Regions from separate parts of the Homo sapiens genome. Here region 1 is linked to region 2. A link is an interaction called in ENCODE POLR2A ChIA-PET data of the cell type or tissue named here. Cell type or tissue: MCF 10A. All regions are shown on one strand. Links, peaks and the distances in the headings refer to the core of each region. The heading gives the core; the rest is flanking DNA.

The links. Peaks named below come from ENCODE experiments on the same cell type or tissue, not always from the same donor. Only the 100,000 strongest peaks of a DNase experiment are listed, where the experiment ranks them.
Region 1: POLR2A ChIA-PET joins it to region 2 with 25 read pairs; 2 of 35 experiments call an interaction of 5 or more read pairs at or near these places.

The regions. Positions count from the first base shown.
Region 1 is chr18:73,663,877-73,672,621 of GRCh38, forward strand. All of the region lies in intron 1 of LOC105372190 (a long non-coding RNA gene), which reads right to left. Among named protein-coding and RNA genes, the nearest start is that of LINC02582, 340 kb to the left of the region's middle. In MCF 10A, for the core only: no CTCF peak of the experiment used is centred there; DNase peaks (open chromatin) are centred at 5,615 and 6,865.
Region 2 is chr18:73,611,111-73,619,855 of GRCh38, forward strand. The region is part of intron 4 of LOC105372190 (a long non-coding RNA gene); the gene reads right to left. Among named protein-coding and RNA genes, the nearest start is that of LINC02582, 290 kb to the left of the region's middle. In MCF 10A, for the core only: no CTCF peak of the experiment used is centred there; DNase peaks (open chromatin) are centred at 2,801, 3,061 and 3,881.

The sequences.
Region 1 (8,745 bases), core at 2,591-7,590, 54 kb after region 2:
TCCTCTTGGAGAATACCCTCAGGCTCTTTTAATGCCATATTTTTATATGTTATGAGTATATTCAAGGTCTTCTTTCTATAGAGCCAGACCCTTTTTCACAAGTAGAAAGTTAGAGTGAAACTGTTGCCTAAAGGAAGCAAACACAACAGTAAATCTTAGATGTGTGAAATCCCAACAATGTGAAGCAGGGAAAGGAATAGATGCTGTATGTGCAGGTAACCCAGCAAAAGAAAAAAGTGGCCGGGCGCGGTGGCTCATGCCTGTAATCCCAGCACTTTGGGAGGCAGAGGCAGGCGGATCACGAGGTCAGGAGATCGAGACCACCATGGCTAAAAAGGTGAAATCCCGTCTCTACTAAAAAAAAAAAAAAAAAAATACAAAAAATTAGCCAGGCATGGTGGCGGGCACCTGTAGTCCCAGCTACTTGGGAGGCTGAGGCAGGAGAATTGTGTGAACCCAGGATGCGGAGCTTGCAGTGAGCTGAGATCACACCACTGCACTCCAGCCTGGGTGACAGAGTGAGAGTGAGCCTCCATCTTAAAAAAAAAAAAAAAGAAAAGAAAAAGAAAAAAGGAAGGTTTTTGTGTGTGTATGCATTTGTGTACCATAGATTCAAAATGATTACTTAATACCCTGTCAAGAAAGTGAATTTAACAAATCAATAAATTATGAGTAGGATTAATTAAACTGGCATCGTAATTAAGGCACAATATGTTACAGAGGCTTATGAACGCTTGAGTTTCACAGCAGACCTGTCAGTGGGATCCCGAATCATTTATTTGCTTCTTGTTCTTTCTAGACACAGGAGTCTTTTGCTTTACCATATCTAGAAGGTAGATAATTCAGTTAAGGCTGATGAGGCATTAACTGTCATTTTCATTAAGACATAACTAAATTTGGCTAATAAATCACTTTCAACATTATAATTTAAACAATGAGAACAAAAACCAATATCTGCTTATTAAGAAATATCTATATATATCTATATATATAATTCATTTGGTGATTTATGACTGAGTTCCTTAGAGAGGTTTACAAATTCATCCACTGTCCTTGAATCACAGAGTTTGCTTTTGGCTTTCTCATTTAGCTGAAAGGGACTGAAAAGCTCAACTGGCATTTAAGGGCCTAGGTGGTCACATTTTTCAACAGATTTGTAGGACAGTAAGTTATTGTACTTAAGGTCAATAGGACTTTATGCTCATCTAGAGCACTGTGAAACTGGAGATTTCAAGCTACACTGTACAGAAAAGAAGCAGCTTTGTTTGGGAAGGGATCACAAGCTGGTTTCCTATGGGGATGGAGCACTGGCTGGTTTTCCTTGGATCAGAGCTGCGTTTGATGCAGCTGTAATGAAGAATACCTGACACCTCATTTAAAGTGATCGTATATCCATACTCTGATATATATATATATGTGTGTGTGTGTGTGTGTGTGTATATATATATATGTGTGTGTATATATATATATAGTTTAAGTTCTAGGGTGCCTGTGCACAACGTGCAGGTTTGTTACATAGGTATACCTGTGCCGTGTTTGTTTGCTGCACCTATCAACTTATCATTTACATTAGGTATTTCTCCTAATGCTATCCCTCTCCCAGTCCCCAAACCCCCCCGACAAGCCCCGGTGTGTGATGTTCCCCACCCTGTGTCCAAGTATTCACATTCTTCAACTCCCACTTATGAGTGAGAACATGTGGTGTTTGGTTTTCTGTCCTTGTGATAGTTGGCTTAGAATGATGGTTTCCAGCTTCATCCATGTTCCTGCAAGGGACATGAACTCATCCTTTTTTAGGGCTGCATAGTATTCCATGGTGTATATGTGCCACATTTTCTTAATCCAGTCCATCACTGATGGACATTTGGGTTGGTTCCAAGTCTTTGCTATTGTAATTAGTGCCGCAGTAAACACACATGTGCATGTGTCTTTATAGTAGCATGATTTATGATCCTTTGGGTATATACCCAGTAATGGGATCGCTGGGTCAAATGGTATTTCTAGTTCTAGATCCCTGAGGAATCGCCACACTGTCTTCCACAATGGTTGAACATAATTGACACTCCAACCAACAGTGTAAAAGTGTTCCTATTTCTCCACATCCTCTCCAGCACCTGTTGTTTCCTGACTTTTTAATGATCACCACTCTAACTGGCGTGAGATGGTATCTCATTGTGGTTTTGATTTGCATTTCTCTGATGGCCAGTGACGGTGAACATTTTTTTCATGTGTCTGTTGGCTGAATAAATTTCTTCTTTTGAGAAGTGTCTGTTCATATTCTTTGTCCACTTTTTGATGGAGTTGTTTGTTTTTTTTCTTGTAAATTTAAGTTCTTTGTAGATTCTGGATATTAGCCCTTTGTCAGATGGGTAGATTGCAGATATTTTTTCCCATTCCATAGGTTGCCTATTCACTCTAATGATAGTTTCTTTTGCTGTGCAGAAGTTCTTTAGTTTAATTACATCCCATTTGTCTATTTTGGCTTTTGTTGCCATTGCTTTTGGTGTTTTAGTCATGAAGCCTTTGCCCGTGCCTATGTCCTAAATGGTATTGCCTAGGTTTTCTTCTAGGGTTTTCATGGTGTTAGGTTTTACATTTTGCATGTCCTAGACATGCTGAATCTATTTTATTTTTACAATTGCAATAACCATTCTTTCTATTTGCAATTTACTTTGTAGAAGTAAAGGTTCCTTGAATTTGGGAAATTTAACTTTGTTAAAATGTTCTGATGAGTTCTTAAAGAATTATATAACTATTTTTGGAAATTAATTCAAAGAACATAGTGAATAATTAAGAATGTGGTTCAAGCCAGATGTGTGGCTCACATCTGTAATCCCAATGCTTTGGGAGGCCAAGGAAGGAGGATCATTTGAGGCCATGAGTTAGAGACCAAACTGGGCAAATAGCAAGACTCTCTCTCTACAAAAAATTCAAAAATAAATATCAGTCTCAGCTACTCAGAGGGCTGAGGCAGAAGGATTGCTTGAGCCCAGGGGTTTCAGGTTGCAGTGAGCTGTGATCAGGCCACTGCACTTCAGCCTGGGCAACAGAGAGAGACCCTGTCTCAAAATAAATAAATAAATAAATAAATAAATAAATAAATAAATAAATAAAGTGGTTCATTCAACGTTCTAGAAATATCTCATAGATATAAGCAGAAAAATAGACTATCTCTGATATCAGAGATAAAAAATGATCAAAATAAATGTCACTTATACTTATTTGTGAGGAGGGAACTTCTATAATTTATTAAGAAACTAAATTACCTGAAAGAACTCCCTCAACAATGTTACTAAGACAGGCTGGTTAAAGAAAAACCTCACACACTGCCCAAAATAAGCCAAAAAATGATTCAGCAAGTTTAATGCCAAAGACTATAAATGATTTTACATAATTTAATGAAATTTAAATACAGTGAAAGGGTAAAGCTTTCTAACACAAATACCTATTTCAACATTTGAAGCTACTGAGTGAGAAAAAAAATGCAATGACCTTGCTTAGACGTTTATCTTCATAAGATTTTTCTGCTCATTGAATGGGTGATTATTATGTATGTATACTGTTAAGACAAATTCAACTTAGGAAAGTATTTGGTATTTTAGCATTTTCCTCAGTGCATATAAAGAAAAACTTTGGATATTAGACAAATCTCTGATTTTCCCTGTTTTGAATATTATACATGGTCTATTCTCATCTCTTCCTTTTTCTTTCTCAATTTCTGCATACATTAAGAAAATGAGGTAATCAATGAACTGTATTCCTGTAAAATAATGATAGAATAAAATATAAAATTCCTGATAAAATAATGGACAAATTGCAAGGACATGAACTTCTGCCACTAGCCAGCTCTGCCGCTGAACTGCCCTTTGAAAAGAAATCAGGAAGAGAGAGAGATGGATGAGTTTTTCCATTATGGAACATAGAAAAATGTTATTTCAGTGTAGTAAAGACATATATTTTACTACCAATTAACTACAAAACAATCATGTTTTTATTGTTTAAAAACAATTTATTTACAGGTATGTAAATAAAAACAAGGTAAGAAAAAAGTCACCCGTCATCCACCCTCCCAGAGAAAACCACTTCTGTATATAAAAATACAAAAATGCTGCCTGGGCTGTTTTATGTCTTATCTTTGTATTTAATAGTGTATCGTGAATATCCTGCCAAGTCAGAAAATGTATTTCTATCCCCACATTTTCATGGGCATATTGTACAACTGTGCCATGCTTCTTTAACCAGTCATCTGTTTGATCATTTTCATTTTTGCCTAACATAAAAAGATTGCAGTGCTCTCCTTGTAGCTGCTTTGTTGTATAAACATCTTCAATTATTTCCTTGGGATAGTTTCCTAAAAGCAGAATTGCTGAGTCAAGGGGTATAGGTGTTTGATAAATATTGACAAATTGCTTTCACAAAGTTTGTGCAAACTTAGATGCCTACTAGCAGTACAAAAGATTCCCATTTCCCCACATCGTTCTTGACATTATTATTGTATTCTTATTAATCTGCACCATTTTGTGGACAAAATGTATCTGTTACATTTAATTCTTATTTCTTAAAAGTAAGCTTGAACAATTGTATGTATGTATTAGGCATTTGTGTTTAAAAGGATCGTGTAGCATGCATTTGGATGACTGTCTTCTGAAAGATCATGCAGCATATGTTTGGATGGTTGTTTTTTAATTATGTAGCATATATTTGAAATGTCTGTGGAACACTAAAGATCTATTTTCCACCAAATAATTAGATAATAAACAGGCTATAATTTTATTAGGTGACCAAATAATGCTAAAATATAAATATTTAATTTCGGCAGCAAAAACACAGACACAAACTACTCATGTTTAGCAGCTTGAAGTATTTGTTTATGAAGCAGAAAAATGTATGAGCCGGTGAGCAAAATGTATAATTATTCTCCTTATTAAATGGATTTATAAATTGATTGATGAAGATAGATCCATCAAAGAGAATTGCTGAAAGGTTGGACTGTTCTGGTCTTGTAATATTACTGTCTATCTTCTAGGGAAGTTTCATATTCTAGGAACTGTTTTTCAGGATTCTTCACCAATTGAAAGCTGCCACATACAAAAAATGGCAGGTTGAGATAAGGTAACTCAAGGCGGCACCTGGAGAACAGAGGCTGCTGAGGAAATCATCGCATCATCAGCTACCAGAGCCTCCGAGAGAGCCCGGCCCTTCTCACCAGAGAGGGGATGGCAGGGCCTGCCTGGACCACCTCCACCTCAGGGAAGGAGGATAGGAGGGGATGGAGAAAGGGAAAGGTTGAGGAATTGTGACAAAAAGAGTAGAACCAATAACATGAAACTGTCTCAGTGAAACACACAGAGGGGCTAAAACCCCATTGTTATGTCTTTAAAGTTTATTTAATTAACATGAATTTTGTCCTGTATAATTTTTATAGAAAATATTCAACAAGGAAAAAATAAACACCTTTTTTCTAAGTATCGCGTAGCAGATCTTTGTATTAAGTGAAACTATAGGAACAAAAATGTGAAGGTAGAATGCCAAAGGAAAATAAATGGATGCCTTGGAAGAAAATCCTGTTACACAATCCCACAAGGCAATTACAGAAGGCCCGGGCTGGCTTTGCGCGTTTGTTTGTTTGCCTTGGCTAACACTGCCAGTACACCAGGAATTCAGGGGGGTTTGGATCACTCTGTGGATTCCATCAGGGTACCCGGAGAGAGGGTTTCTCAGATCTAGAAGTTTTAAAAACAAAAGCTAGAGTAAAGCTCAATCAGATTATTTGATGGCCTGGAAATTTGTGGACCTTTATAAAGAATATGAGCCTGCAGTTTTATGACACATTCAGAATACTTTCACATATGTGAATTGTCAGTGAGGCATTTGATCATCACTTCACAGTTGGAGAAACTGAGGCACGGCATTGCCAGATGATTTAGCAGAGCTGTGGTTTTAATGACAAAGCTGGGACTCAAATTCAGATATGATGATGCCCCCAATGCAGTTTTATTTTCATTACAACTTAATCAATCCACATTCAATTAGAAGTAGCGTGTAGTAAATTTCAATTTTGTTTTTCTTCTTACTGTCTTTTCTTCCATCCTCAACCACTTTGGAAGTCTATTAGTGTGCACGTTTTTTGAACATCTTGATTTTCTCACTGGTTAACTGGCAGGAGTTTGCTTTTATCCACCCTCAATTATTTGGAAGCAAAGAAATGGATTTTGACCTTCAGGAATTTTCTAAGGTGTCATGTACAAAAGCCCCAGGCTGGCACTTTTTTTTTTTTTTTTGTCATTCTCCTCAGAGGTAGAGGTGAAATTAATGTAGCTCCTGGCTATATTAGGTGACTAATGGAAGAAATCAATTCAGAAAATAAGATGTGTCTCATTTGTGAATTCCAAAGATAAGAACATAGTCCTTTATGATTAATGTTAGCTAGGTGCAATGCATCATTTCCTGAATGACATAAATCACATTTAATTGAAATAAAATGGAATCTCTATCATCCCAGTAAAGCATAAAGATATCAATATGTTCCTGTTTTAACAGAAAAAAAATCAATTTCCATTTGTATAGATATTTCCCAATTACAGTAATAATTACTATATATGAATGAATCTGGGGAGACTCTTTTTAACTAATAAGACAATGTGATGAGGTGATGAAGAAAGGAGCTAGAGAAGTATGTGGGGAGATCTCTGGAGGGCCTTCCCTGTGTGAGGGAAAAAGCATGGGTTCAGTTTCCAGATGCTGAGAGGGAGATGCTTCTAAGGGCGTCATTAGACATGCATTGGAAATACCGACCCAGAGCTCAGAATCAAAATCTCAGCAGGAGACACAAAGTCGCAACACTCTGGGTATTAGTCATTGTGGTTACAGGTGTGTATGAGTTTGCTTAGGAAAAGAGTCATATAAGAAAAGGTGGCTTGGAACCGAAACTGGAACACCAATGTTCAAAGAACTGACTGAGAAGGACATTCTACCATAAGACACATGCACACGTATGTTTATTGCAGCACTATTTACAATAGCAAAGACTTGGAACCAACCCAAATGCCCATCAATGATAGACTGGATAAAGAAAATGTGGCACATAACACCATGGAATACTGTGCAGCCATAAAAAAGAAGGAATTCATGCCCTTTGCAAGGACATGGATGAAGCTGGAACCCATCATTCTCAGCAAACTAACACAGGAACAGAAAACCAAACACTGCATGTTCTCGCTCATAAGTGGGAGCTGAACAACGAGAACACATGGACACAGGGAGGGAAAAATCACACACCAGGGCCTGTTGGGCGGTGAAAGGCAAAGGGAGGGAGAGCATTAGGACAAATACCTAATGCATGCGAGGTTTAAAACCTAAATGACGGGTTGATAGGTACAGCAAACTACCATGGCACATGTTTACCTGTGTAACAAACCTGCATGTTTTGCATATGTTTCTGAGAACTTAAAGTAAAATAAAAAATAAAAATAAAAAAATAAAAGTGAGGGCCGGGCGCGGTGGCTCACGCCTGTAATCCCGGCACTTTGGGAGGCTGAGGCGGGCGGATCACGAGGTCAGGAGATCCAGACCATCCTGGCTAACACGGTGAAACCCCGTCTCTACTAAAAATACAAAAAAAAATAGCTGGGCGTGGTGGCGGGCGCCTGTAGTCCCAGCTGCTCGGGAGGCTGAGGCAGGAGAATGGCGTGAATCTGGGAGGCAGAGCTTGCAGTGAGCTGAGATCGAGCCACTGCACTCCAGCCTGGGCCACAGAGCAAGACTCCGTTTCAAATAAATAAATAAATAAATAAATAAATAAATAAATAAATAAATAAAAGCGAGACATTAATAACTCTCCCTGGACATTATAAAGATCACACTATCTAGCTTTATCTAATCAGAGTCAAACCTGATGTCAATGGAGAATAAGGAATGCCCAGCTGAGAGAGAGAGAGAGAGAGAGAGAGAGAGGTGGAGGAGAAGGGGAGGCAGAGGGAATACAGTGTCAAAAGGAGGAGAGCGTTCAGCTGTGCTGAAGATGATGAAAAAGCCAAGTCAGAAAGTCACCCACTGACTTTGTGGAACCAGGTGTTATTTGGGCCCATGGAAGCAGCAGATTCAGTTGAGTAGAGGTGCAGAGCCAGAGGAGATGGAAGTGAGACCACGAACTGTTACATAAGAGTATTTCTTTAAAAAGGTTGGACTCTGATTAGATGAAACTAGATAGTGTGATCCTTATAATCTCCCAATAGAATTATTCTTGTTTCATTTCATTTTTAACATAGGAGAAACTAAATCACATTTCTATAGGGATGGGAAGACTAAATAGGGAGAGAAAAGCTGAAAATAGAAAGTAAAAATAATCAGTAGAGTAAGTTTATTAAGAAAGCATGAATAGAGTTATTCCTAGAGGAGGTATTGTTTTCCATTGTTTACCAATAGAAGCAGCACAATAGATGGGGAGAAGATGGGTGCCAAATATTTAGATTTATTTATACATGCAGGAAATTTGACAGAACTTCTATCTAATAAGTTCTTTTTTCATGTTAAGTAACAAGAGCAGTGATCTACTGAGATTCAAGGTGGAGGAGGGAAGGTTAGAGGTTAGAAAGTTTTTAACAGTTGAAATGACTATTTCAGAGAGTGAGAGAGCAAACCAACCAGAGACAGCTAGACAAGCCAGGCAGTTTTGAGGGCGTCTGTCCTTTTTAGTGCCTATGAATTATACAGGTGTCAATTTGCCAGGTGGTGTAAATATAAACC
Region 2 (8,745 bases), core at 1,321-6,320:
GACATTTACAACATGGATGACCCTGGAGGACATTATGTCAAGTGCAATAAGATAAAAACAGAAAACAAAATACTGAATGGTATGACTTTTACGTGGAATCTAAGAGTCAAATACATAGAAGCAGGAAATAGAAGGATGGTTACCAGGAGTTGAAATGTTGGGGGAATGGGGCAGGTACAAAGTTGCTTTAGGATAGAGATCTAATGTACAACATGAGGACTACAGTTAATTATATTGTAATGTGTATTGAACATAGAGGGATTTTGCTGGAAATTTGCTAAGAAAGAAGATTTCCAGCATTCTCACCCCTTAAAAAGTAACTATGTGAGGAGATGTGTATGTTAATTTGCTTTTGCAGTAATTTTGTCTCTATGTATATGTACTTCAAAACATTATGAGGTATACCTTAAATATATACCACCTTTATTTTCAAAGTGATAAAAATTTCAAAAACAGATGAAAAATTTCCAAATTTAAAAATCATTCATTGCCACAATTAATGGACTTCCCTGGAACAGTATTAACATTGTTAATTTCCTCTTCCTTCTCTACATGTTCTTCTCTTTTTATTTCTGTGTCACTCTGCTTTGATACTTCTGTCCTGAAGTTCTGATTGTTTTTCTCCATGGGTCGTTCTTCTTTTAACCAAGGTAGATGATGATGGCATTTCACCAGGTAGGTTCTGTCATCAGCCTACTTTTTTCCTCACTTTATATAAGCTTCTGCCCAATCTAATCTTTTATCTTCTGTCTTCAGCCTACTTTTTCCTTTACTTTACATAAGCTTCTGTCCAATCTAATCTTTTATCGTCCAAATAATAATGAGTATTAAGTTTACGTCTCAAGTCCCATTTGATTATATTTGCCTGACCTTTCTATGCTCATCTACTCATTGAAAATTTCCATTAATTATGGGCATATTTGTTTATTATTTACTGATTTCACTTATTTATCGATATATTTATTCATACAAAAGCTTGCCCTAAGTGTCAACAAAAGCAACCTTGGGAAAATAATTTTCAACTCAGATCTGAAGAATAAAGTGGTGTCATGCTGGTAGGTGGGAAGAAGGAGCTTCTTGGGAAAATACATTGGCAGAAAGATGACAATATTTATTCAAAATGAGAAAGAACAATACACATCCAAGAAATACCAAAAAGTATAATGTGACTGGAGAGTACAATGTGCACAAAAGTAACAGATACAAAATGAATTGTTCTCCTACATTACACAGTCCCTGGTGCCTGGGCTGGAAGGATGCCAAGGTCATCTCAGCTGATACTGTCACTAGATCACCTGTAAATAACCTCTTCAGGTAGCTTGAGCGTCTCACAATATGGCAGCTGAGTTCTGAAAAGAAATGTTTGGACAGGGGATATCCAGAAAGCAAGTGCCCAAAAGGATTACTTCTTTCTCATCTAGTTTCTGAAGTTGCATAGTATCATGTCTACAATTCTCTATTGGTCAAAGCAGTTATAATTCAGCCAAGGTTAAAGAAGAGGAGAAATAAATTCTACCTCTCAATAAAAGGAGTGTCAAAGAATTTGAATTTCACTTTGTAAACTTTTCCTATTAGAATTAATTCGTGTCAATGTCAGGTAGCATATATTGATGGAAGTCAAGCAGAAAATAGTTGACACATTCAAAGAAATAATGGAGACATTTTTAATGAAAGATCTATTTACAGAGGTGTGGGTGGGGTTAAGGGAACCAATAATGAATGGCAAAGAACCCAGGGAATATAACAGCAGGAGGCCAATGGCCACCCCTAGATGTGAATGGACAAAGGAAAGACCCAACTAGAGCTGCAGCCATGGGACAGGGACTGCTATTAAGAAGCTCTGCCTTTATGTAGAGGAATGAATCTGCCATTCCAATAAAACCCAGGGCTGGGCGCAGTGGCTCATGCCTGTAATCCAGCACTTTGTGAGGCCGAGGCGGGTGGATCACTTGAGGCCAGGAGTTTGAGACCTTCCTGGCCAACATGGCAAAACCCCATCTCTACTAAAAATACAATAATTAGCCAGGCGTGGTGGCACATGACTGTAGTCCCAGCTACTCGGGAGGCTGAGGGACGAGAATCACTTGAACTCAGAAGGTGGAAGTTGCAGTGAGCTGAGATCATGCCACTGCACTCCAGCCTGGGTGAGAGAGCCAGACTCTGTCTCAAAAATGCATAAAATAAAATTAAAAAGCCCAGCAGGAAAGAAAGGAAGGAAATTAAATTCATAGTGTTCTTCTTATCCCAACTCTTGTTTCCTGCCAGTGACTCTAGTGAGAGCTAGATTTGACTAGAAATCAGAGGGTAGGAGAGCTTGAGAAATGTCTGCTCTAAAGTGCATCCTCTCAAAGCACAAAGACAGGAAAAGAAGCACAGAGAAGGAAAGTGAAGGGGTGTTTGTAGAATAACCAGCATAATTTCTGACCCCCGTTCAACCTCAGCATCCACTCTTGACTTTTGTTCAGATGCAAAATTGCACGTACCTAACATAGACAATACTCGTGTTCCTATCAGACACCCCATCACTGTGAGGTGAGGTTGTTTCGGTCAGCCCAATCTAGACACTAAGTCAAAATGTTAGCCACCACCATTGCTTCTCCTAGAAAGGAAGGAAAGGGAAATGAATGACAAATAATTCATATGAAATATAACTGCTATGGTCCCTGCATTATAGCTGGCCATAGAACTGTTAATAATCACAGATTTCTTCTCCCTCATTCATTATATATTCCCTGACTTTCTGCCAGTACCACAGCTAGTCAAAGATTTTACCTGGTGATGAGTCAAACCTTCATTCCCAGTTTCCAAATCCTTAAAGTCTACTCTCTTTATTACTTCATCAGAGTTTCTTATTAATCATTGTTATTTAAAATAAGAATATCAAGAAATATCTCAGTGAAACCCCTAGCTTTCAGATATACTCTTCCATGCCTGCCTCCACCCCAGTCTGTTTAGCAGCAACTCTCTTTCCTCTTGACAACCAGGATTAATTTCTTCACCAGGAAAGAGACTACCTTGTCTGTTTCTTGGTTCGGCAGCAAAAGTTTCATATGTAGGTTATGCAATGGATATTGCATAACTTTTACAATATTTATATTGCAAGTGCCAAGGGGAGAAGGAATCAGTGATTATTAATGTAGCCCTGTGGCCAGCTTCAATGCATGAACTATGGCAATTATGTTTGCTATGAATTATTTGTTACTAATTTCTTTTTCTTTCCTTTCTAGGAGAAGCATTGATGGTAGCTAACGTTTCAATTTAGCTTCTCTTTGGGTTGGCTGAAAAGACTTCTCCCCACAGTGATGAGTGGGCTGATAGGAATATGAGCATCATCTATGTTGTGTATGTGCAATTTATTTTCATCCAAATACAAATCAAGAATGGATGCTGAAGTTGAAGGGGGAAATTATGTTGATTGTTATAAATAAGCCCCTTCACATTCCTTCTCTGTCCTCCTTTGTGTTTTGCAAGGATGCACTTTACAGAAGACATTTCTCAAGCTCCCTTGCCCTCTGATGTATGGTTGAGTTTAGCCAAACCTTCTAGCGCTGAGTGTTTTGGAGAAAATTTATATACAGAGAAGCAGTAGTAATTATGTGGATACTCCATTGCATCTTGCATTCCAGGGTAGTGTACAGAGATTTAACAGGACTAGACATTAGACTTTGGGAGAAAGATGCTAAAATTTGGGCTGTTGGAGCAAACTGCATGATAGGAAACACTGGCTTCATTCCTGGTATAATCAAGGGCTGGACTATAATAGCATGAGGATGTGGTGGAATTGTAGTTCCAGCTCTATCCTGCCAGCTCAGCATTCATATCTGGTGATGAACCAGCCTTATCCCTGGCACAAATAGGTAGCTGGGGAAACAAGCCTCCTGGCTATAGATGTATCGTGTGGTTTGCTAGTAGCATGATTCACTACCAGAATATTCAAGGTTGGGACTTGGGGGTAGAATAGCTCTTCTCTGGTATGATGGAAGGGGAAATGGATTCCAATAGGATTTATTGCCTAGGCATTTAGCTAGTTTCCTCAGAGCTTTGAAGGGGTACTGCTTTTTTTCTCTGTGGCCAGCCTCCATGGAATTAATCTTGGGCTAGTTAACCCTCACTTCTCCATGCAACAATAAAAGAAAGCACTAACATTTCCACATCTTAATAATAAGATCTGTGTATTGTGGCTGTGGAGAGAAGACATCATTTTGGTTGCTGGAAGTTAAGAAATATACCACGTCCTATAGGACCCCAATCCTTCAGTCTAATGCCTCCCAGCTGGTGCCGTAAATAAGCCTTCAGAAGATTATTTCAAGATCATATCAATTGCTTAAAAGTGATGGAGCATACAGATTTTATGGGCTTTCACCAATTACTACACTTCTTTCACCCTGCAAAGAACTCCTTAATCAGAGCTTACATTGCTTGGGACATTGTCGTGATGAATAAAACATTTAGTAAGTCCACAAATTGTGCTGCTGGTAGAAGCAATGTAGGAAGGAAGGCAAATATAAATGTGGGACATACATCTATTCTCGTGAGGATGAATCATTAGCCACCCCCCACACAGTGGAAGTAGTTCAGTGTAATAATCCTAACCAGTTGGTTCTTGTGGGTCCATCCTGAGAATTTAGCTTTTGTCTTTGTTGTTGGCAGTGTGAGTAATTAGCAACAGTAGTAGCCAGATTAGCCTTGGCAATGTGAAATCCTAATTGTTGAGCCCATGCATAGCCTCCATTCCTGTTGCCATGGCCCTTTTGGACAAAGGCTCATTGAGCAAGTGGTAGAGAGCACGGAGCAGACAGGAGAGGAAGAGGCTGGATAATACCCACTGGATGGGTGATCTCCACCTAATAAGAGCATTCTCTGGGGGGCATTTGCACAGTACATGGATGACTTAGCACAAGAAGTTCATAAACACACCACTTCCTCTTTGTTCTTCCAATATTCCCTTAGCCTTGCATTCTGTTACTTCCAAATTTCTGACCATTCACCCCACCTATCATCAATGTTTAAAATCAGAGTTCTACCTCACCTGTCATGCAAAGTGGACAATCAGATAAATTACCTCACGTTATGCCTACTCTTCTCTACACAAAAGTATTTCATGGCCAGCCTTGAGTTTCACTCTAATGTAGTAGCCATCCACAGCTGGTTGGTGCCAGCATATCTTGTAGACCTATTTGTAAGCCATGTCTGCGCTTTTTCTTGCTCTCTTAATTTGTCAATGGAAACTCCCCATGAGACCAGAGCGTAGGCTGCAGAGGTGATGAAATAGCAGAATTGGGATTCTGAGCTACCTGCTCATGCAATATGCTTATATCTACCTTCCCTTCTCAGGCCAGTTTTCTATACATCATTTTCATTTATTTAAAAATGTTGCTATTACATCTACATTTATGATTTCATGGATGTTTAGTTCAGTTTTTGATTGGTAGTCTAGTTCTTGACAAGGAGCTCATGTTATATAATCACTTGTGGGTCCATTGTTAGAAAGTCAGTCTCTACCAGGGCTCAGTAGCAAAGCAAATGTTGCCTTGAAAGTGTAAGAGAATTGTCAGCAGAAATAAAGGCTTTATTCTAAGCCCTAGGTGTATGTTCTCTAATTCCCTTTAGTGGGATGGCAAGAGAACCCATAAAGCATACATATTTTTTATGGCCAGTGCTTGAGACAAATTTATTAAATTCCAAATCCTGAGTGAGTTCATCTATTTTAATAAATTCATCTTCATCCAATCTTGTATTTTGTTTTCCTTTGTCTAGTACTCTTATAATATCTTCTGCCATATGTTTCCTAGATACCTAAGAATTAAAATTGGCAAAACTCCTTTAGTTTAATAGTTTTCTCCTCCTGAGCAGGTCTTCCCCTTCTCTCTCTCAGCTATGCTAAGATTTAGTTATCTTTATGCACTAGGAGGCAATGAGCTCTAGTGGGGATAGGTCCTGAGAAGAATTAGCATCTCTTAAGGAAGCACCTCTATGGGAAGAGGCATTAAAACATTTTTATGCAAAAGAAGATTCTTACAGTTTCCTAAGTAAAAACAAGGAAGATTTGAGGACTGGAGGTTCAATGTCTCAGACTCATCCCTTTATCTTCAAACGTTCTCATCTCACATCTCAGATCCCACTGCTTCATAACCAGTGCCCTTACTTTAGCACAGAAAATATGATAGGACTGAGCACTTGTTTTGGCCTTGTAACCTTGTGACACTTAAAAGCAGTCCACAGATTTAATCCTCAGCCAGGTTGGCCCTTAATTACAGGAAATAAGACCTCCTGTTAAAGTCATTGTAGAGGCTTTCAGATTCTTCATGATGCATTGAGACAAGCATTCAAGGTGGTCAGTTTGTCTACATTTGTGCAATGAACATTGAAATTTTTTGTACCATGTAGTATTTCACAGACAATAAAATGTGTAGTATTTCAAGGACAATAAAAAACAGTCAGACATTCCATAAACTTTATGGTCACTATTGCCACCTGTAATGGTTTAAAATATGTCCACAAATTCTTAGCCTCTTTAAAAGGTAAAACATAATCCCACTCTACCCCTCCCCGGTTGAGTGTAGGTTAAACTTAGCTACTTACTTCTAATGTTCAGAATCAGCTGGAGGCAATGGTTTGTGACTTCTATATCATATACTTCCACAAAAAGCATGTGGCTTCCCACTTACCCTCGACATGCAAGGAGAAACCAGTTTCATGTCAATACTTAGCCAGCCCCTATGAAGAAGCCTACATGGTAAGGAGCTGAGTCCTCTTGCCAACAGCCAGCAAGAAACTTACAAAGGTGGGACATCTTCGAAGCAGATTTCTTAGCCTCAGTTAAACTGACAGATGGCTGCAGCCCCAGCAGACATTTCAACTGTAACCTCATTGAAGTCTGTAAGTCAGAAATACCTAAAATACCAGGTAAGACACTCCTGACTCCCTACCCTATAGAAACTGTAAGATAATTAGTGTTTATTACTTGAAGCCACTAAGTTTTGGCAGTTATTTGTTATGCAGTGATGAGTAACTAACACACCCATGAAGTGAATAAATATCACAGGATATTGACCTCTGAGTGTTTCATTCTTCCCTCCATCTCATGTCACTACCCAGAGAAACTTCAGCAGTCTTGATATTACTGTGTGAGCTCATCAAATATATGAGCAACACAATCCCAGAATCCCACTTAGGAAGTCAGTTTCCTAGGACTACTCTTGGTAACAAATTCTGCATCAGTCATTTATAAAGAAAGAAGAACATGGCTAACCCAGAGGAGCAATGAATGAAGCATAAGACTACTTATAGCATTGTGAAAAGAGTTAAGGGAACAGAGAAGAAACAGTAAAGAATCCAGAAACAAGAAACTGTAGAAATGTGTTATTTGTGCAGAACCTAGAGAGAGCTATAGTTGAGATCCAAATGGCCTGTGGCCTCAGAAAGCAAGGAAGGGAGAAGAGCAAATACCCTGACCTCTTTCTCCTTTTACCTTCTCATGTATTTCTGCTATCTCTCATTGGCCAAACTCAACTGGAAACCAGACGGTAAGGGTTCCTTGGTGATGTAGACAGTAAAGCCTGCCTCAGGCCACAGAGCAGATGAGAAGAGGAATGAATGTCTCAGTCTGTTCAGGCTGCTGTAACAGAAATTCCATGGGCAGGGCCGTGTGCGGTGGCTCACCCCTGTAATCCCAGCACTTTGGGAGGCTGAGATGGGTGGATGGAGAGGTCAGGAGATGGAGACCATCCTGGCTAACACAGTGAAACCCTAGCTCTACTAAAAATTCAAAAAATTAGCCTAGCATGGTGGCAGGTACCTGTAGTCCCAGCTACTCAGGAGGCTGAGAAAGGAGAATGGCGTGAACCTGGGAGGCGGAGCTTGCAGTGAACCGAGATCACGCCACTGCACTCCAGCCTGGGCAACAAAGGGAGACTCGGTCTCAAAAACAAAACAAAACAAAACAAAAAACAAAAACAAAAACAAAAAAAACTCCATGGGCAGGGTGGCTTGTAAACAATTGACTTATCATCATTCTAGAGGCTGAGAAGTCTAAGATCAAGAAGCCAGCCGATTCTCTGCTTGGTGAGGGCTCATTCTTCACAGACAGCACTTTCTGGCTCTGTCCTCATATGATGGAAGGGGCAAGGCAACTCGGGTGTCTTTTACAGCAGCATTCATTCCATTCATGAGGGCTTCATCCTCATGACCTAATCATCTCCCAAAGACCACACCTTACAATAGTTCCACATAAAGTGTTAGGTTTCAACATATGAATTTGGGGAAACACAAACTTTCAGACCACAGCTGTGAAGAGTGGATCTAGAGGAAAGAATTGAATTTTTTTTTAAAAAAAGAAGCAAATGGTTTAAACTACTCACCAAATCATCAGTCAGTGATTGCTTATAAACCATCCTATAATAGAAAGCATGCTTTCAAAATTATTTGCTATAACGTAAGTCACTTAATATTCCCATTCCTCAATGGAGACTATAAAATGAGGAGGGAAAGGCTGTTTAGCATCTCTGACAGAGATTTTCCAGATGGTGGTAGCTATAGCTCTAAATTTCAGCTAGGGCAAAAAAAGTAAGATAAATTCATTTCCTTTTGGTCAATTTATGCTCATTTCTCACTCACTCAAGAGAACAGATCACAAGTTGAAAAGAAATATTAAATAATTAGTACCCCCAAATTCTTAGAATTTTATTCTTATTCATTAGTTTTGCACAACAGTTACAAGCATTACTTAAGCCATCTAGCTATACA